Linked DNA regions of Mus musculus: region 2 is linked to region 1. The links are chromatin loops, found by intact Hi-C in ENCODE. Cell type or tissue: left cerebral cortex. All regions are shown on one strand. Links, peaks and the distances in the headings refer to the core of each region. The heading gives the core; the rest is flanking DNA.

Region 1 (8,000 bases), core at 1-8,000:
GAGAAAGAGCTTTACTCCTCAGCCTCTCAGGACACTCTTCTTCCTCTGTAATATCCTGAGAGGCTGAGATCTCTGAAGGTTCTCCAGTGTTGTGCAGAGCGAGGGTTACACAAAGCAGCCAAGCCTCGGGGCCCCTGACACAGCCCAGACCCTTCTGCCTCTGCTGCCATGACCTGGATCTCAGGGGCCAAAGCGATTTGATGTGGCTTGGTGCTTGCCCGTTAGCTGGGCTGCGGTGGATGGCTTTGAGAAGAGCAGGCAACTGGGAGAGCAGGAAGATCAGAAGTCTGGCCTTTTGCCGAGAATGGGGAGGATGGGGAAGAGAGACGGGGAGGATGGGGATGGGGGGAGAGATGGGGAGGATGGGGAAGAGAGATGAGGATGATGAAGATGGGGGAAGAGATGGGGCACATGGGGAAGAGAGATGGGGAGGATGGGGAAGAGAGATTGGGAAGAGAGATGGGGAGGATAAGGATGGGGGAGAGATGGGGAGGATGGGGATGGGGGGAGAGATGGGGAGGATGGGGAAGAGAGATGACAAGGAGGATGGGGAAGAGAGATGGGGAGGATGGGGAAGAGAGATGATGAGGAAGATGGGGAAGAGAGATGGGGAGGATGGGGAAGAGAGATGGGGAGGATGGGGAAGAGAGATGACAAGGAGGATGGGGAAGAGAGATGACGAGGAGGATGGGGAAGAGAGGCGGGGAGGATGGGGAAGAGAGATGGGGAGGATGGGGAAGAGAGATGAGGAGGATGAGGAAGGGGGAGAGATGGGGAGGATGGGGAAGAGAGATGGGGAAGATGGGGAAGAAAGATGAGGAGGATGAGGAAGGGGGAGAGATGGGGAGGATGGGGAAGAGAGATGGGGAAGATGGGGAAGAAAGATGAGGAGGATGAAGATGGGGAGGATGAGGAAGGGGGAGAGATACTGTGGGGTAGCCACGGTCTGAAGCTTCTGTCTGCCAGACAAATTCCTTCTGTGGAACCGTCCTGACCATTTGACCCCCAGATGAGGTGATTTGGTTGTGCGTTTCTTTCCACTTCTCCCTGGAGGCATGCTCCTTGTGGCACACAGATGTGGGGGAGAGGAAGTCCTGGGCATTGCCTCTGTAGTAGTGCAAGGACAGGCCAGGGTTCAGAATCCCCCCGCGACTCCACCCAGCTTGCCTGGCTGGGCACAGTTGTCTTGTTGAGCCCCAGGATCCAGGAAAAGACTGTGTCCAGTGGTGGCCCAGGGTGTGGCCCTTAGCCCCGTGTCCCACAGGCTACCCATTCCTTAAATGCCTCTCCTCTAAAACTCAGCCTCATAATCTACCCCAGTCCCCAGCAGGTGAGTGGTGAGCCTCCACCAGCAGTGGGGCTGGCAAAGGCTTTCACTTCCTGGTCCTCTGTAAGCCATAGAGTCACCAGATGTGACCTGCCTGTGGGTACTCCAGAGCTTTTGGCCGCTTACCCTACAGACCCCTCTGAAGACAGATAACCTCAGCCAATCAGGGAAGACAGTTGTGCTGCATCCCAGAGACCCAGGAAGAGAAAGACACAGGCGTGGGTTTGGTCACACAAGAGCGACCAGCCACCAGTACTCTAGAAGACCCCTCCTAGGCTGGTCTAGTGACCCTGGGTACCTACCTTCTCAGCAAGGGCCTTTCAAGAAACCCAGGGTAGCATATCAACTGGACACTAGGTGCCCTTTGCCTCCGACGGGAAAGTAGAACTGGCCGGTGACTCTAGTAGCTGTGTTCTAGAAGGGGTATGGGACTCGACGGCTGTGTCCCCGTCTGGTTGGACAGGTTGAGGGAGCAAACCTGGAGCCAGCACTGACCTAGAAGCATGTAGTCTCCCCAAGAGTGCCTGAAGAAGACCCCTCCAGTGCAGTGGCTCCTGAACGCAGTCCCGGTGGCTTCAAGCGGGGCCTCCAGGGCCCTGCCGACTCCCGCAGCCTCCCGGCTGATTCCCAGCTTCCCGGCTGGAAAGGCTGTTAACAGAATCCCAGGAATGTGCCTGGAGCTCAGAGAGAAAATTCCCAGACTAGCTTCTATAAATACTTCAGGGCAGGGGTGGGGAGCAGCGCCCAGCTTGGCCCACAGCTGGCCTAGCACTAAGGACCACTTCCCGGGTTGGGCTCCCTAGAAGACGTAAGCCCACACCCCCTCGGGACCTTTCTGCTACGCCTCCGTTCTTCTGACATCATGAGGCACTGAATTAATGGGGTGAGAGTGTTAGTGGCAAAGCCTAAGAAAGGGCTAAGAAGGCCCTTCCTTCTTTTCCACACCCAGCTATGGCCTCAGTTCTACCCTGAGGCTCAACAGACAACGAACTCCTAACAGGAAATGCCCCGCACTCTCAGTCTCCAGACCTCGGCCAAGTATAGGCCCCTCAGACTACAGGCCTCCTGAGCTCACTGAAGCAGGAAGTCCAACCCAGGAAGCCCTTAAGGCAAAGCCAGGCATCCTTGGCTGTGGTGTGTGTGTGTGTGTGTGTGTGTGTGTGTGTGTGTGTGTGTGTGTGTGTGTGTGTGGTGTGTTGTGTGTGTCCAGGACCCTCCCACCTGGCTTCTGTTGAGAGCTGCTGCCTTGCTTAGAGCAGAAAGGCTGGCAGGGAAGTCAGTCTCTCTCTCCCCCCCCCTCTTTCTCCCTGGAACACAAGCCGGGAAGGTCCACAGGAGCCCCACGGTTACCAACTATGATGTGGAGGTGGTGTCTGACCTCAGGAAAGGCTTCCTGGGAGAACAGAGCCCTCAAAGAGTGGTGTGGGCAGGAGCCCTTCTGAGAGCTGAGGAAAGAGGCACTAGAGATGGGAATTTCTGGAGACTTTAACCATCGTCCTGTCTGTCCCAGAAGCCCCTGTGATGGCTGTTTGTAGTCCAAGTGCGTCATGCAAGTACAGTGTTCCACGGGCATGGGTAACTTTTACATGGCTGCCAACTCCCTGTGAGCGGGCAGCCCAGTCATGGCTCCACAGTGAAGGGTCAGAAACTAAGGGCCTCTTCACAGAACTAGATCCCTCCCAGCAGATGAGGGACAAGCGGGGACAGAGGGGGGGACTCTGTGGGGACAGACTGTGGATTGAACTGAGACACCAGTTCTGTGTTCCCACCATCTCCCTGGAGACCTGGAGCCAGTGAAGTGTCAGGAGGGTGCTGATGGGCCCTGGGGGCAGTGCCAGGCTGGGGACAGCAGGTGAGACCTTGCATCTTCCTGTGCTTGGGTCCCACCCAGTTGTCAGGCAGCAAACAGCACTGGGTTGCTACCAAACACAAATGCTGCTGGTGTCAGGGGCAGGTGGCCACAGATCCTGTTACAGGCCCTGGGCCTCCAGGCCTTAGCCTGACCCCATCCTGGCCTGGTGTCTTCTTTCAGGTTCTAAGGTCAGCATGTTGGGGTGGGGGTGGGACATGAGCCAGTTCCACTGCACAGTCCTTCCTAACAGAGGACCCTGCCATCTCCTTCCGTCTAAGGAAGTGGACAGTACTGGCCTCTCCGTGCCCCATGCCCGCTGTGGCCTTCCTAAAGAAGTTGCTGTTGTTTGCTACTGCGAGTCTGGCTGCACCTTCTCCAGATTCATCCTTCCAGAGTTCTCAGCAGCCCTGTGAGGAAGGACTCCCCCCAACCCCCAACTGACCCTCCCCCTCCCCCTCCCTCTCCCCCCAGTTTACAGAGACCCATGTCAGTTTGCTGAGGTCACAGTGCATGTCAGTGGCAGAGCTGGCCTTCTGGCTGCTAAGCCCTGGCCTTTGTTCTCTACTGAGGCGCACGTTCAGCCTGCAGACACATCTGGCTCCTTCCCAAACACCCACACCTTCTCTCTGCCAGCCTCCCTACTTGTTAGGCAAGTTAGGCAAGCGGTGGCAGCGCAGCGTACCACAGAGCTCCTTCCCTGCTCTCTGTTTATTTCCATTTGGTTTCCGCTAAGTTCCCCAGGCTAGCCTAGAACTCTCTTGCCTGGTCAGGTCTTCAACTTGTTATTCTCCTGCCTCAGCCTCCCAAGTGGCTGGGACGATGGGTTTGCACCACTAGACCCAGCTAGAGATTGGGAGGTGAGGGGGGTGGACTCTTCTTACCAATAAAGTTTCCTGTGGAAGGCAGCTCCAGAAAGAAAGCGCAGAGAAGAGAAGCAAGTAGACCCGCCCCACCACCACCCCACACCCCACACCCCACACCCACCCCTCTGACAGGCCCCGCTGGCCACCTCTATCCTCAAGCACTCCCTGTGGGTAGCATTGAGAGGCTTCAGAGCGCTTGGTTTTTGGTACTTCATTTTGGTGTCTGATAGCCATCGGCTAGAACCTTCCTTCCTTCCAGCCTGTAGGCCCTGTTCCATTGTGAGTGAGCTACTTAAGGTCCTGCCCTGGCCATGTGGGCAGAACTGCGTGGCCTGGGCACTACTGGCCGGACAGACGCTGCCTGCCGCTGGTTCTGGTAACCCTGAGTCAGCACTGCTGTGTGCATCTGGTCAGCCCTGTGTGCCGCTACTCCCTGCCCCCACCTGCTGTTCTCCAGCCTCAGCTGAGGCTACCGAACTCCTGGGTCCTTGGGTGTGTCTATGCTTAGGGTCATAGGAGGGTGCCACTCGACGAGTCGGTTGTGGCCCCAGGACCTCCAGCCAGCGCCTCTGGAGACAGAGCTTTCCCCAGTCCTCCTCAGCACCCTCTCTGCTGCCTAATTGGTCATGTTCCAAGCTCTCTTAGGATTTATGAAGTCAGCCATGTACATCTTTCCTGGTGCGTCTCCATAGCAACCAAGGGCCTAACTCTAGGGAGCTTGGGGAGGAGGAGGAGAATAATCCAGCTAAAAATGTGCATGGCCGCCAGTGGGCGGGCTGCAGAGAGGGGGCTTCAGGCACAAAGACAGCTCCCTGCCCCCACTCTGGTCCCCTGCCTCCCCAGGAGATCAGGGTTGAAGATTTATACCTCCACTCTTTGGAACAAGAGAAGTGCTCACTTCTCAGCATCCTGGGATACCTTCACAGTGGCAGGTCAGTAGAATGGTACAGAGTAGCCTTTCTGGGACCTGGAGCCTTCCCCGTGCCCACACCCTGTCCCTTGTCCTTGTCCCTGGGAGGATGGGGGATGTTCAAGACTGCCGGTTTCACTTCCCACCCGCTTTGTGACAATTCCTGGCACTTCCTCTAGCTTACTCTCTTCAGTTCTTTGCAGTGGTCCTTTGAGCTAAAACTGCAAAGCCATACTTCCTGCTCTTGACCGAAGGGGCCTTGGATAGCTGAGTCCCTTTTCTCTCATTCTCTCAGCAACTGCTCTGTGCCCTGATCCACTCCCTCCAGCGCCCGCCCGCCCTGGCACCTGTGAGCGTAGAGTCTGCTGGCTGCTTGGTCTCGGGACCCAGCAGTCCCCGGGGGAAGATGGGCTGCTGAGGCAGGCAGACAAGCACCCCCTCTTTGTCACAAAACTAGATAACCTTCCTGCTGTGGGTGCCCCCTTGGGGTGAGGGGCAGCGTGGCCTGGGCACTACTGAGCATGCTCCAGTCTTAGACAGCTTTTCGTCCACTGACTCATTCCTGCCACCCGGCTTAGATGCCCAGGCCCTGATAAAATGCATTATTTTATTTTTATTTTTCCATTTGTTGAAGAGTGAGTTGGAGGGCTCAGAATTCCCCACACGGGGCCACTCAAAATCAGGTCTAGGCTTAAAGGCCCATCTTTTGAAGACAAGAGGAACATAGCTACTACAGGTTAAAACAGGGCTTGGGCAGGGTCGGATGGGTTTTGCATAAGTAAAGGGCACAGTCATTTGTCTGTGGCCCAGCCAGACCTGAGGGCCTCTCTGGCTCGCCCTGGTTGCTAAGCTCTCCCCACCGGCTCTGGAGGCCCAGGCCTGGTTAACCTCGTCCTCTGCTTCCTTTCTAGGGTCTGATGCTGAGTCAGCTGGGCCACAAGAGCCTGGCCCAGAAGGTGCTGCGGGATGCTGTGGAGAGACAGAGCACCTTCCACGAAGCGTGGCAGGGCCTGGGGGAGGTGCTGCAGGACCAAGGCCAGAACGAAGCGGCCGTGGACTGCTTCCTCACAGCCCTGGAGCTGGAGGCCAGCAGCCCTGTGCTGCCCTTCTCCATCATTGCCAGAGAGCTGTGAGCCTCTGCAGCTGCAGCTGGCAGCCATATACTGCCTGCCAGGGGCGGGGCGGGGGCAGCAGACACAGGCAGGGGGCAGGGAAGGGCGTGTGTCCAGATGTGGGGCCTCAGGGAATAGATGACAAGTGAGCACTTCCACTGGCTTCCATGCCACTTCTCCTCCCACACTCCACACCCTGCAGGCCCAGCTGGGCCTAAGCTCCTGACTGAAGCTGGGGGGACAAGATTTGCATCCAAGGCAAACGCCTCGCCTCCCCCAGAGACTGCCGGTTGCTGGGCACCTCTTAGATAAAAGGTGTGTCTGGGAGCCAAGCCCCTTCCTTGGCTTCCCCCACCACCCCGGGTTTCCTGGTTTGGGATGAACCAATCTTGAGTTTGTGTACCACAGAGATGAGTGCCTTGGGAGACAAACTGGCTTGAATCTCAGCGACTTCACAGAGCTGTGAGCAGACGTGCCGGAGAGCCCCGGATACATTTCCCCATCCGATCTCAGGGCAGTGCAAAGCTTGAAGCCTTGCCCAGGACAGCCACAGCTTGAGGTCCCAGATACAAAGAGGGACAGTGGGCTCCTGGGCTCTTGTCAGCCTGAATTGGCCCTGTTGATGCCTGGTGTTTCCTTTATGGGGAGGTTGCCTAGAGGCTACATGTGATTTCTCTGTACCACCAAGTGCCTTTTGGACTCATGTCGGCCAGGCCTCTAAACACCGTCCCCCGTCTTCCATTTTCACTCACTGTCATCTCCCTGGAGACACGCCCCAGTCAGTAGACTCCGTGGGCCCTGAGCCGGTGGCCTCCAGGATACGCCTTGGAATACAAAACAGGGTTCTGACGTAGCCATTCCTGGTACCTTGAGTACACAGTCCCTCAAGTCTTTGGACCCGCCCACTTGGGTGAATGACATCCAAGTGACCATTTATAGGCCTCAGCCCAGTACACCTCATCACCCACTGCCCAGTTTTCATCTTAGGCTTTGCTGAGTGACCCCAAAGCCCCAGCTTGGCCTTTTGTGCTCCCCTGCCTAGATTCCCACAGCGGCCATGCTTGAGGAACCTGACAGCCTGCCTCACCTTTCTGTGCCCGCGTGCTCTCTGTCAGGTCGCTGGGCAGCTGTCCCTCCCTGGCTCGTCAGCCATGCACTCTGGTTTTGAAACTTTCCCTCAGGAAGCCATTCCCCAAGGCCTAGCAGAGAGTTCCTTCTGTCTCCCCTACTCTGGGTAGAGCTCCCTCGGGTTCACCTTGCGCTTGTGTTAGAATGTGTCAGGGGTCACCGTGCTGACCACAGTGGCCTTGCGGAGAAAGCCGTTGGAGTCTGGCTCCGTGGTGGACTGATGTACCCTGCTTGTCCCCTCGTGTCTCCAGAGAGCTGGTGCCTCCTGGCCACAGCCACAGGCCAAAGGGAGGCTATTCAGTCCTTGGTTGAAGGGTCTCTATGTGTATATGTGTATGTGTGTGCATATATATATATATGTATATGTATATATATGCTAGAGATCTATATTTTTATGGAATTCTGTTAGAGTAAAAAAGAGAAAAGCAGATACTATTGGCTGGCCTTGGAGGTCAATCTTGGCAGTGGGAAAGACAGCAAATGTGTGGACTGACTAAGCGTCCTCTCTTTGGAGGCCCTAGGAGGCAGGCCCAGTGCCTGACAGTGACTTTGGAAATTGAATAAAAGACCCTTGGAGGGGGACAAGACTGTCTGAAGAGTGTCCAGTTACTTGATGCTCAGCATAGAGCAGTGACCCGGGCCCTGGAGAAGAGACCCTGTCAGAGGAGAAACCCAAAAGGCAGGGCTGAGGGAAGGAGAGTGGGAAGAGAGAAGAGGCCCAGCTCCGAGAAGGTTGATTCCTATCGGGTAAGCAGTAAGACTAGAGGTCAAGCCAATGCCTGCAAGTTCTCGGGGGAGGTAGAGGGGT
Region 2 (11,626 bases), core at 1,516-9,515, 51 kb after region 1:
TCTTCACCACTGAGCCAGAATTTTTCCAGCCACCTGCTCCCAAACATTTGTGATAGAAGAAAAATCTCAAAAGCACTGTGAGTAATTCCTCTCTGAAGCAACTTCAGGACATTGTACTAGAACCAGGGCTAAAAGTTACCTGTAACCTTTATTACAGGCAGGCTGGAGAGATGTCTCAGTGGATGGTGGCTCACAACTATCTCTAGTGGGATCCCATGTCTGCTTCTCATGTGTCTGAAGAGAGTTACAGTGTACTCATAGACACAAAATAAAGTTGTAAAGAGAATAAATAAAATAAACAACTTTATTGCAAGTGCCCTTGAATCTCAGAGCTCTGCAAGTTCAAGGCCAACCTGATCTACATAATGAGTTCTGGGCCAATCAAGGCTATATAGTGAAAACCGATGTAAGAAAAAAAAAGGCATATTTTATATATTTATTTTGTGTATGTGGAGTGAGGTCTGGCATGTCAGGTATGGTGTGCATGTAAGGGTCAAAGGGTAGAGTTAATTCTTGCCCTTCCCCCACATGGGGCCTGGGGATAGACCTCAGCCTTAGTGGCAGGCACCTTCATCTACTGAACATTCTCACTAGTCCAAAAGTTACCTTGTTGAAAGGTAATGAGTGTCTCGCTGTAGTTCTCTGGCCACAGATTGCAGGTCAGTGAGTCACTACAGAGTTCAGTGGCTTGGCTAGCAGATACAATGTTTCTAACGAGCCTCAAGAGTGAAGTGAAGGGCTGGAGAGATGGCTCAGTGGTTAAGAGCACTGATTGCTCTTCCAAAGGTCCTGAGTTCAAATCCCAGCAACCACATGGTGGCTCACAACCATCTGTAATGAGATATGGTGCCCTCTTCTGGTGTGTCTGAAGACAGCTACAGTGTACTTGAATAAATAAATCTTTAAAAAAAAAAAAAGAGTGAAGTGAAATAGAGCGGCAGCCTCAGGAGGAAGGTGCGCACATGGCCAAGAAGGGGCTTGGTACTTCAAACCATGGACACAGTGTGGCTCTAAGGCGGGACCTGAAGTTTTAGCACCTGCTGGACTCTGGCTAGCTTTCCAGTGAGTACTCAGACCATGTCTTTTGTTAAAATTAAAATTAGTTTGGCTGAAATTTGCCTCTATTTTTGAAGCCTTTTGATAGATAAATGTCTGTAATGCAAAAGTGTCCTTTGAGAGAGTGAATGGGCCATTCTTTCATATGCTACCAGCTTATTCTTACGTACCTGACACACTTACCATCCGTGCTGGCTACTCATACTTGACACAAGCTAGAGTTATCTGAAAGGAGGGAACCTCAACTGAGAAAGTAAGATCTGACAGGAGGGCATTTTCTTATGGGGGAAGGCCCAGCCCACTGTGGGTGGTGCCATTCCTGGCCTGGAGGTCCTGAGTTATTTTTTTTTAAAGATTTATTTATTTATTATATGTAAGTACGTGGTACTGTCTTCAGACACCCCAGAAGAGGGCATCAGATCCCATTACGGATGGTTGTGAGCCACCATGTGGTTGCTGGGATTTGAACTCAGGACCTTAGGAAGAGCAGTCAGTGTGCTTAACCTCTGCGCCATCTCTCCAGCCCTGGTCCTGAGTTCTTTAAGAAAGCAGGCTGAGCAGGCCATGAGGAGCAAGCCAGTAAGCAGTATCCCTCCATGGCCTCTGCGTCAGCTCCTGCCTCCAGGTTCCTGCCCTGTTTGAGTTCCTGCTCTGACTTCCCCCAGTAACGGACTGTTACCCAAAGTGTAAGCTGAAATAAACCGTTTCCTCCCTCAGTTGCTTTGGCCGCAGTGATTCATCCGTTTCATCAGAGCATCAGTAACCCTGACTAGGACATCGTGTTAACAAACTGGCTTCTCTGTGACAAAAACCAGAAGCCAAATCCCCTTTCCACAGAGGACCTGACTGAGATCCTAGGTGGGAGGAGTTGAATGGGACCGAGATTGAAGGTTGGCCTTCGCGAGCCACTCGGTAAGCAAGCACCGAGATCTCTAGGTCTCTTTCACGCTTTAAACTCTTACATTCGACGCTTAAAGCTAATGTCTCATCCTAAACTCTAGAACTTAGCGAGTTCTAAAAGCACAAACAGAAATGCAATGTGTGCAGAGCTGAGTAGACTCGGTTTTCTCACAGTTAAGTGTTGCTGCCTGAGAAGGCAGGACTGACTAACACCAGGGGGAGGAAGACAAGTGTGGAACTGGAAAGAGTGAGGGTATACAGACCGTTATTGTGAGCCTCCACCATCCTTCTCTCTCAAGACCTGGCGTCTTCTTGACTTGTTTCTATGAACAAACAAAAAATCTGCTTATTTGTTTAGAAGGTGATCTCTTGAAATTATCTACCTGAGGAACCTAAATTGCCCGTACCAAACCAAGTAGCTACCTACCATTATTAAAACGAAAGCGACATACGCTTTGCCCGTACTATTTCCTTACATTGTTAAGATGCTAAGAGGTTTTTAGTATCTAAAATCTCTTTAGTGACATTAAAAGAAATACTGTATCTCACAGAGATGTTAAAAGAGCATTAGGTAGTATTAGGCCATGACTCCTTTGTGTGGTGACTAAATGCCCTGGGCAAGTTGCTCAGCCAACCCTTCTGCGCTGTGCTCTCTCACAGAACTATAAAAATAAACACTATCTGGGCATGGAGGTGTGGTGGTGCACACCTTTAATAAGGGAGACAGGCAGGTGGATCTCTGTGAGTTCTAGGCCAGCCTGGTCTACACAGTGAGCTCCAGGCCAGCCAGGGAGTCACATGGAGAGAGGGGTGGGACACACGTACACACAGCCACATTTATTAAGTCACTGCTTGATAAATGGTTAAGTTCTATTTTTAACATCTCGTCTGTCAAGTTAAGAATGGTGGCGCATGCCTTTAATCCCAGCACTTGGGAGGCAGAGGCAGGCGGATTTCTGAGTTCGAGGCCAGCCTGGTCTACAGCGTGAGTTCCAGGACAGCCGGGGCTACACAGAGAAACCTTGTCTTGAAAAACCAAAAAAAAAAAAAAAAAAAAAAAAAAAGAGAGAGAGAGAGAAAAGAAAGAAAGAAAGAAAGAGAGAGAGAGACAGAGAGAGAGAGAGACAGAGAGAGACACAGAGAGAGAGAGAGAGAGAGAGAGAGAGAGAGAGAAAGAAAGAAAGAAGAGAAAGAGAGAAGGAAACAGATGGATTGGGTATGCCTCAGTTTCCCTGGGTTTCCTGTCTCGACAGCAAGCACTTCATATAAACTTTTGATGACCTCAAGTTTTCTTCAGCCCCACTGTCCACAGAACCTGGGTGTTTGGGTTTTCTTTTTGTGCTATTACAAATCATGAAAATATCAAATTCTACTTTCAGTTTATAATATGAAATAGGGAATCTCAAGCAAGAATACCCAAAAGAATAATTGGTAAAAATGGCAGATGCGGCCCACCCTGTCTTCTAACTGAAATCAACTCCGTGAGTTCTGTAGTGCCACTGTGAACTACGTACATTCCTCTCAATAGCAAAAGAGTTTCCATGGTTTGATGCCATGCTAGACATCCAAATCAGTCTCCTCCCACCCAGCACACTCTTTTATTAGATTCCTGTTGATTTCTTAGTTGCACATTTTGCAGTCAGAAAGAAATTTTTCTCAGGCAGGTCAAAACAGGTTTCCCGCATCCTGCTCCAAAGCAGAGAAGGGAGGTAGGGCTGGGACGGACTGTCTTGACGGATTGACAAGACCAAATGAGCTGTCCCTTTGACCCAGACGAGCGGTTTATAATCCAACCACCTATCATTTTAGATTCACTTTAAAGGAGAACGTAAATGATAGGCTAAACATTCCTCATCCGATTTTTTTTTTTAATGTACTAAAGTAGGGAAGGCAGGGCAGGCAGAACTGCAAACTGCATTCTTTAACAGAGGCAAGCGAAAGGATGAAAATCTAATCCCTCTATTGACGCTAGTAAATTGTGGCGGGGAGGGTAGGGGTGGAGAAAGAAGGTAAGGGAAGTGGCAGAGAAAAAGAAAATCAAATCACAATCAAATAAAACAAAGAATCAGGCAGCTCCAGACTCGATAAGAGTCTCTCGGCAAGAAGGCTAAGCAGCTCGAGGGCCTGAAGTAGGGACGCGGAAAAGGCTCTGGGCTCCCTGAGCCCCGGCTGCGGAGCCACAAGGGGCAGGCTACCCTACCGCAGTCATGAGGAGCGGCTCCCCATGTCCCAGGTCTTCTCTTGGTACTGTGGTGGGGGCTATGACAACGGTTGGCTCGGCCATTGCGACCTCCTCTTGCCACGGGTCAGTGCTGGCAGCCGCGGAACCGCTAGGAACCGTGGCCACGGGCCGATTGATTCCAAGCCTGCGCGCGTGAAAGCCTCGTGCAGAAAGAATCCTGAAGGTCACCTCCAGTGGTGGGGACAGGGAAGCGAGGCACGAGGCAGGCATCAGCGAAGCTGACTCAGTAGACGGTCTTTGAGATGGCCATGTGTGTGAGTCATAAAATATAGGGGACTGTGAAGTTGCCCGAGTTCTTCGGTGTGTATAGACAGGCACCCCACAAACTCGACCATTCCCTCACCAATCACCATCAACCCCACATCCTAGAAGGAGAAACTGGTAGCATATTTAGCTTTAAGATCCCATTCTATCAAAACAACTTTGGGTTGGAATCGGGGCAATCCTGAACACTAGGCTAGCCCCTTGGCTATGACAGCAGGCCACCTACCCATCTCTTCCATAGGCCTTTTGCCCAGTGGGCCTCTCTGACCTTTTTGGCTGTAGCTTCTCAACCTAGAAAAAAAATTTTTTTAAACAAATAGCTTTTTAAAAAAATTATTTTATGTATGTATGTATGTATGTATGTATGTATGTATGTGAGTACACTGTTGTTGTCTTCAGACACAACACACCAGAAGAGGGCATCGAATCTCATTACAGATGGTTGTGAGCCACCATGTGGTTGCTGGGAATTGAACTCAGGACCTCTGAAAGAACCATGAGTGTTCTTAACCACTGAGCCAGTCTCTCTAGTCTCTTCCTCCCTCCCTCCCTCCCTCCCTCCCTCTCTCCTTCCCTCCCTTCTCTTTCTCTCTCTTTTAGATTTATGTATAAGCACTCTATCTGCATGTACACTTGTGTGCCAGAAAAGGGTATCAGGTTCCATTACAGATGGTTGTGAGCCACCATGTGGTTGCCGGGGATTAAACTCAAGACCTCTGGAAGAGCAGCCACTGTTCTTAACCACTGAGCCACCTCTCCAGCCCCAGAAAGATTTTTAAAAAGTTTTTCAACCTTATTTTCCATTTACGCTTCAGGCAACCCTCACAAGGCAGGCATTAATTGGTTCCATCTGAAGAATGAGGACAGCTTCCTCCGACAGTGACACTATGACACCCGGAAGCCCAAGAATTCAAACCCAGCTCTGGCCAGCTCCAAATCGTCTCTGCCCTCAACAGCATGAGGTTTTGGTTTCTCACCACCAACTTTCAAGAGTGAGTACACTCTGAGATGACCACCAAGAGCAGCAGCAGCAGTGGAGTACAGGCAGCTGGAGCCTAGAGGATGATGCGTGTGCTACAAAGGGCATGGCTGGAGAAGTGACCCAAGTCCTTGGAGGAGCCCAGAAGATCGTGAGTTGGATCCCAGACATTGGATGGTTGAAGATTGACTTTTGCTTTTGATTGTGACTGTGCCCTGATATTTTCCCTCTTGAAGGAAGAAACTGTTTTAGTGGAGCCCACAGTTAAGAGACTTTTAATTGTAAAAAGACTTTGGATTTTAAAAGAGATGGATATTTTAAAGAGATTGAAATTTTAAGAATATGTAAAGACTGTGGGACTTCTAAAGTTATTTAGATCTTTAGTTAATTAGATGGTTGTTTCTTCCCTCGCTTTGTTCCCTAAAACCATCTAATTCCAGAGAAAGGACTCCACAGCTAGGAGCACTGGCTGCTTTTCCGGAGGACTGAGGTTAGGTTCCCAACACTCACACGGTGGCTCACAGTCCTGACTCCAATTCCAGGAGATCCAATGCCTCTGACTCCTGTAGGTACGAGCAAGGCACACACAGGGGGCACACACATACCCACAGGCAAAGCACTCATACATATAAACTGAAAATATTCTCAGGGCTGGAGCTCTGAGGGGAAAAACAACTTCCTGGGCCTCTTAGCCTGATCATGTTGAGTTTAACATCCCTGGAAACCACGTGGTATAAGCACAAAACTGACTCTCAAAGCTGCCCTGGGGCCTCTACTTAAATGCTGGGATACACATGCACACACATACCTAAATCGGAACACAAGAGGACCTTATGTAAGAGCAGTTCTAGCTTGGTATCAATCTAACTTACTGGTCCTTTCAAAAATTGATGTTCACAACTAGAGAGGCTGCTCAGCAGTTAAAAACACTGGCTGCTCTTCCAGAGGACCTGGGTTCAGTTCCCAGCGCCCACATGGTGGCTCACAAATGTTTGTAAATGCAGTTCTGGGGGATGTGGCAACCTCTTCTGGCCTCCCAGGGCACCAGGCATACACACACACAGGAGACAAACACCGAGGCAAAACACCAGGCATACACACACACACAGGAGACAAACACCGAGGCAAAACACCAGGCACACACACACACAGGAGACAAACACCGAGGCAAAACACCACACACACACATTTTATTTTTAATTGCTGTTCTTGAAACATCTTGTGATTCTGTGAAAACACAATTGATTTCAATCCCAGGGCAGGAACTAAGAAAAAGTTGTCCGGTTTTAAGATTTGTGACTTTCTCTCCTTCCACTGACACGTGGGTTCTGGGCTCTTGCTCAGCAGGCCCACGAGGCAAGCATATTTTACCTGCTGAGCAGCAGGCCTGCCTCAGATCCTTGGTAACTCTGCTAGCATTTCATCTAATTTCTCTAAAAAGTTGGCATTCTTCTCTCCAGCCCCCTGCACCCTAGGCCTCCAAGTGCCAAGGTTACAGGCATTCACTACCACACTTGGCTTCTCAATGTACTATTTTTAAAAGGCCCTGGATTTCAAGTATAAAATGGATGGAAGTTATATGGTTAAGATGAAAATAAACACTAAGTTCTCAAATATGACAGGTTAGTCAATTCCACCCCGAGCTTCATTGCACTTTCTTATTTTGGCTGAGCCTGTAAAACTGGCTCAGCAGACGAGGGACTGAGACCCTGGAGACTATGAAGAAGGTACAGAGAAGTCCAGAAACCTACACAAGGTGTGCAAGTGAAAAGAAGGGAACCAGATGAAAAAAAAAATAGTCTACCTCAGACTAGAAACATGTAGGTCACTGGTTTCAAGGACTTTCATCCATAGAGCAAACCAAACAAAGCTGCGGAAAACATTGCTGGGGCTGGAACAAGGCTCATTTGGCAGTTGCTGTCTAGAATGCCCCAGCTGTGAAGTTAGCTCTAGTATCACAGCGCCTGGGCACAGGGTGGCATCCTAGTGCTGGGGGTGGGGAGTGTGGGGGAAGAGGTGGGGGAAGAGGATGACAACTTCAAGGTGGAAGTTCAAGGAGTTAAGAAAAAAGCTAAACAAAACCCACCACTACCACTGTATAAAGGATCAGGAGTTTCTTTTCTGGTTAACAATAATGTAAGCTAGAGCTACAAGACATTTAGTGTCTAGTAATACCTGTTACCCATCAGACCTCCAAAAATGTTTTTCTAAAATTTCTTGGGAAATTTTACTTCCCAAGGATAACTCTCAAATCAGGGCTGAAGAGTTTGACTCCAAGTTTATGCCAAATACCTCTTCGAAAGTAACTTTAAACTGCCATTCACTGATCTCAAACTGGAAAAACCACCACCATAAATGGTTAAATACATTATCCTGACACAGAAGTGATTTCCTAAACTTGGGGGCTTGAGCTCAGCTACAGAGAGCACTTGCTGCTCTTACACATGACCTAGGTTTGGTTTCCAACACCCACATGGCAGTTGAGAGGCCCTGACCCCTCCTCCTCCTCGACACAGGTACTGAACTCATGGATGTCATATGCACCCACATCTCTAAAAAATGTGCTTTAACTGGCAGAATCATCTCAGAGCAAACATGCTACACATAGCATTCAAGGATTAATTACTACATAGTCCTGCAAAACAAACACTAACATTGTCGATAGACTTGGACATGGTTTTAAATCCTAGTCCTGGGCTCAAATGATTGCTTACAGAGTAGTTCCAAAGGTTTCAACAGCTGTGATCATAGGAATTATGTATTTTTCAATATCCTGGAAAACGAGGGGAATACCCCTTGTATGTCTTCTGTACTCTATGACATAAGACATGGCACAAGTGAGCTAGGGATGTAGTTCAATGGCCTCGAGTCCCAGCACAAGGGCAAAAAAGTAATGCCAGGCATGGTGGCACACACTGTAATTCCAACACACACACACACAACCTCCCCCCCACACACACACACTTCCTTTAACTTCATTATTGGTTGGTTATTTGTACCTTAGTTATTAATTTATTTGGACTTCCAAACAACTGGAAAAAATACATTAATAGAACTGTTATTTTACAGGGGCACCTGGCTTAAAACACGGTAATACTTAAGGCAAAAGGCCAGAGACTATTAAAAAGAATCACTATCTCACTGGACATCTAGAAAGACTCCTTGGCAACAGTGATGGCACCTTGTATGTAAATTAATTAAGATCTTGGACAGCAGACCTGAAGATCATTCACAGTGGTGTCCACAAAGGTGAAAGCCATTTATCACCCTAGGGTGAACATTTATGATCTTTTAAAGACTAACACCGCAGCCTGCCAGTAGTGGCGCATGCACACCTTTAATCCCAGCACTCGGGAGGCAGAGGCAGGTGGATTTCTGAGTTCGAGGCCAGCCTGGTCTACAGAGTGAGTTCCAGGACAGCCAGGGCTACACAGAGAAACCCTGTCTCGAAACACCCCCCCCCCCCCCAAAAATGACTACCACCACTCAATGGCAGGGCCTCCCAAATGGCCATCTATTTCAGCAAAGCTTTCACTTGAGGAATAGGATGAGCAGAGTTAGTGTCTAACTTCCCTCCCTCAGTCCCTCTATAGCCTCTATAGCAATAAGGCAGTAACCTACTATGTAATGAGCTGCCCCACCTTCTAGGACAACTCTGCATCTTGTGGGCCATGATAAGCATGTAAGAACTCTACTCACCCTTTCAACCTTGGTTGTGGTTTGCTATGAAATCAGATATTTAAATGGCAGAAAAGAAAAACCTTGGTAACCATGCCTTGAACCTAAATGACAGAGAAAGCAATGGCAGAAACAGCAAAAGCTAAAAATGACAGCTTAGGTGATCTGCTTACCTAACCCTAAAACTATGTTATGGTAAAACAGGCTATAAGCAGATAAGCAAGCACAGCTGAAATTGCTCTGATAAGCTAAGAAGCAAAGGTAAATCATAGCATCCTTCAGCTAGCGAGCTACGGACAAAGTCGCAGCTGCTCTAAGAGGTAGGAAGCCAGGCTGGAGAGTGAGGGCTTCAGCAGTTGAGAGCCCTTGTGCTTACAGAGAGGGACCAGGTTGCGTGCATTCCCAGCATCCACAAGCTGGTACATAGTTCTTGGGCCTGGTGCCCTCTCCTGACTGCTGTGGGCAGTAGGCACACTTGTGGTATACGTACAGGCCAAACACTCATACCCATCAACCTAAAATCTTTAAATAAGAAAAGGTAAATGCTAAATATGTATTACATCCCAATTCCTTACAAAAGGTTCATTTATAAAAGGGTTTTTTTCTTCTTCTTGGAGACAGGGTCTCACTGTGGAGTCCAGTCTGGCCTGGTATGTGCTATGTAGACCAGGCATTAGGCTGGCCCCTAAACTTAAGAGATGTGCCTGCTTCTTCCTTTAAAGGCTCAGCCATAAAAAGGGCTTTTAATTTTTGTAAGGGCAGGAAGTTCCTACAAGAGTCTACCTCACACCATGGAGAAAGCAACTTCACACGCTATCCCCAAAATCAGACACTAATAGTTATTAAATCACTCAGATTCAGAGCAACAATTGGGTAAATTGTAATTTTTTTTATTGGAAAACAAATATACAACTTGGAATGGATTTGAGGCAAGTTGTGCCATGAGCAGGTTTTCTTTAAGTGGCTAAACAAAGTTTAAAAAGCAAGTAACAATAAAAGAAAATGTTCCTGGTACAATACCAGCAGTACAAAAAAATAGTGTCCGAGTACCTGGATAAAACACCCGTTTTGCAATAGTGCAACTTTTAAGTACATATTGTTGACTGTCCACAGTCCACGCAGAGTTACAGCTCCACACTTCAACAACAACATGCTGACAGTTCCTAAAAGCTACTTTAAAAAAGGCATAACCCAGATGTTCCCTCATTGGACCAACTCCATCTAAGTTTAGATGTGCAGACGGGCTTAGATATAGCCAGAGTAAGCCACATGCAACATGTTACTTCATCAATTTTCTAAAATAAGGTTTAAGGACAATGACAGTAAGATAAGGGAAGAAAACATGGAGGAATGAAGTCCTAATTACTATACATGCATATTTTTTGACAGTAGGGGGGGGGAACCTTTTACAGATAAGTTACAAACAAAGAAAAGGCAAATAAACAATTTTGTACAAGAAATTTAACACATTCTGTACAATGTCTTCACTTCGCTGTCATCATTTGTACAAACTCTGGAAAAAAAAATGAGAAACACAGAAACGTGAGTCATCCATAGGACAAGCCAGCGTGACCACACACTGCACCTCTGTCCCTTCCTTCAATCACCTCAGCAGCAGGGAAGCCAGTTAATGGCCAAAGCTTATCTTCATAATCACTAGAAACTTAGATAGATCATTAAACATGAGGCAATTAATGTTGGGGCTGAGGGATAGAGCTTACTGTACAACACTTGCCTAGCAGAGGTAAGACCCAGAGTTCAATCCCCAGGAACAGAATGGGAGGGAGAGCATTCTTGCCTTACTTGGCTTACTTTACACTTGATTTTTATTTTTTTATTTTTTATTTTTTTTCTTTTTTCCGGAGCTGAGGACCGAACCTAGGGCCTTGGGCTTGCTAGGCAAGCACTTTACCACTGAGCTAAATCCCCAACCCCCACACTTGATTTTTATATCAGTTAGGTCAAAAGTCAATTGTAACCTCAGTGCAACAACTGCTTTAACTTTTATAAGGCTAACATTTATGCAGCTTACAACTGTTACGTCGTGAAAAAGTGAAAGGCAAAAAGAAGTCCTTTCCATTTCTAAAAGCCTCACTTCCTGGGCAGCCATCTCAATTTCAAGTAACCAAGATATTTTTTAATTAAAACCATTCCAGATTGGAATCAGAAAGAAAAAACAGAACCTAGTCACATACAGTCTGTTAATTTCATTTTAGGAAATTCACAGTAAAATTTCAAACTTTTAAAATGATCCCATCACCTTCTACAAAAACTGCACAGCTCCGTCCAAATGTTAACAACTTGTTACAGTGTTCGTGTTCTAGGTACAGGCGTAGACCTGAGAGTCAGAGTTCTCAGGTGAGTCATGGAGCCTTGTTGGCAGACATTTTAAATGACATAAGTTTAGTGAGAACTATTTTAGCACCCAAATTTCGGGAGGTAAAGATTCCTGATCTTCAGCTAGGAACCCCCTTGGTAACTTTACCTAGAATTCAGCGTGGAGTGAG

What was found. A loop is a pair of places that touch in the nucleus more often than their neighbours do. Peaks named below come from ENCODE experiments on the same cell type or tissue, not always from the same donor. Only the 100,000 strongest peaks of a DNase experiment are listed, where the experiment ranks them.
Region 2: a loop joins it to region 1, with 4 times the contacts of the local background. A loop is called at or near these places in 7 of 42 quality-filtered maps.

What each region holds. Positions count from the first base shown.
Region 1 is chr17:87,373,986-87,381,985 of GRCm38, forward strand. Ttc7 (tetratricopeptide repeat domain 7) reads left to right here. Exons shown (of 20, transcript NM_028639.3): 20 at 5,864-7,785. The coding sequence ends at 6,085. It overlaps LOC102632541 (a long non-coding RNA gene), which reads right to left and starts at 2,474. Exons shown (of 3, transcript XR_003952232.1): 1 at 1,823-2,474. In left cerebral cortex, for the core only: CTCF peaks have their summits at 4,813 and 5,412 (motif pointing left); DNase peaks (open chromatin) are centred at 2,559, 3,815, 4,749, 5,060 and 3 more places; H3K4me3 peaks cover 489 bases; H3K27ac peaks cover 4,754 bases.
Region 2 is chr17:87,423,424-87,435,049 of GRCm38, forward strand. It overlaps Stpg4 (sperm tail PG rich repeat containing 4), which reads right to left and starts at 4,318. Exons shown (of 7, transcript NM_029298.1): 1 at 4,157-4,318; 2 at 2,220-2,279. The coding sequence starts at 4,240. Calm2 (calmodulin 2) reads right to left here. Exons shown (of 6, transcript NM_007589.5): 6 at 9,978-10,632. The coding sequence ends at 10,604. In left cerebral cortex, for the core only: a CTCF peak has its summit at 5,096; no DNase peak of the experiment used is centred there.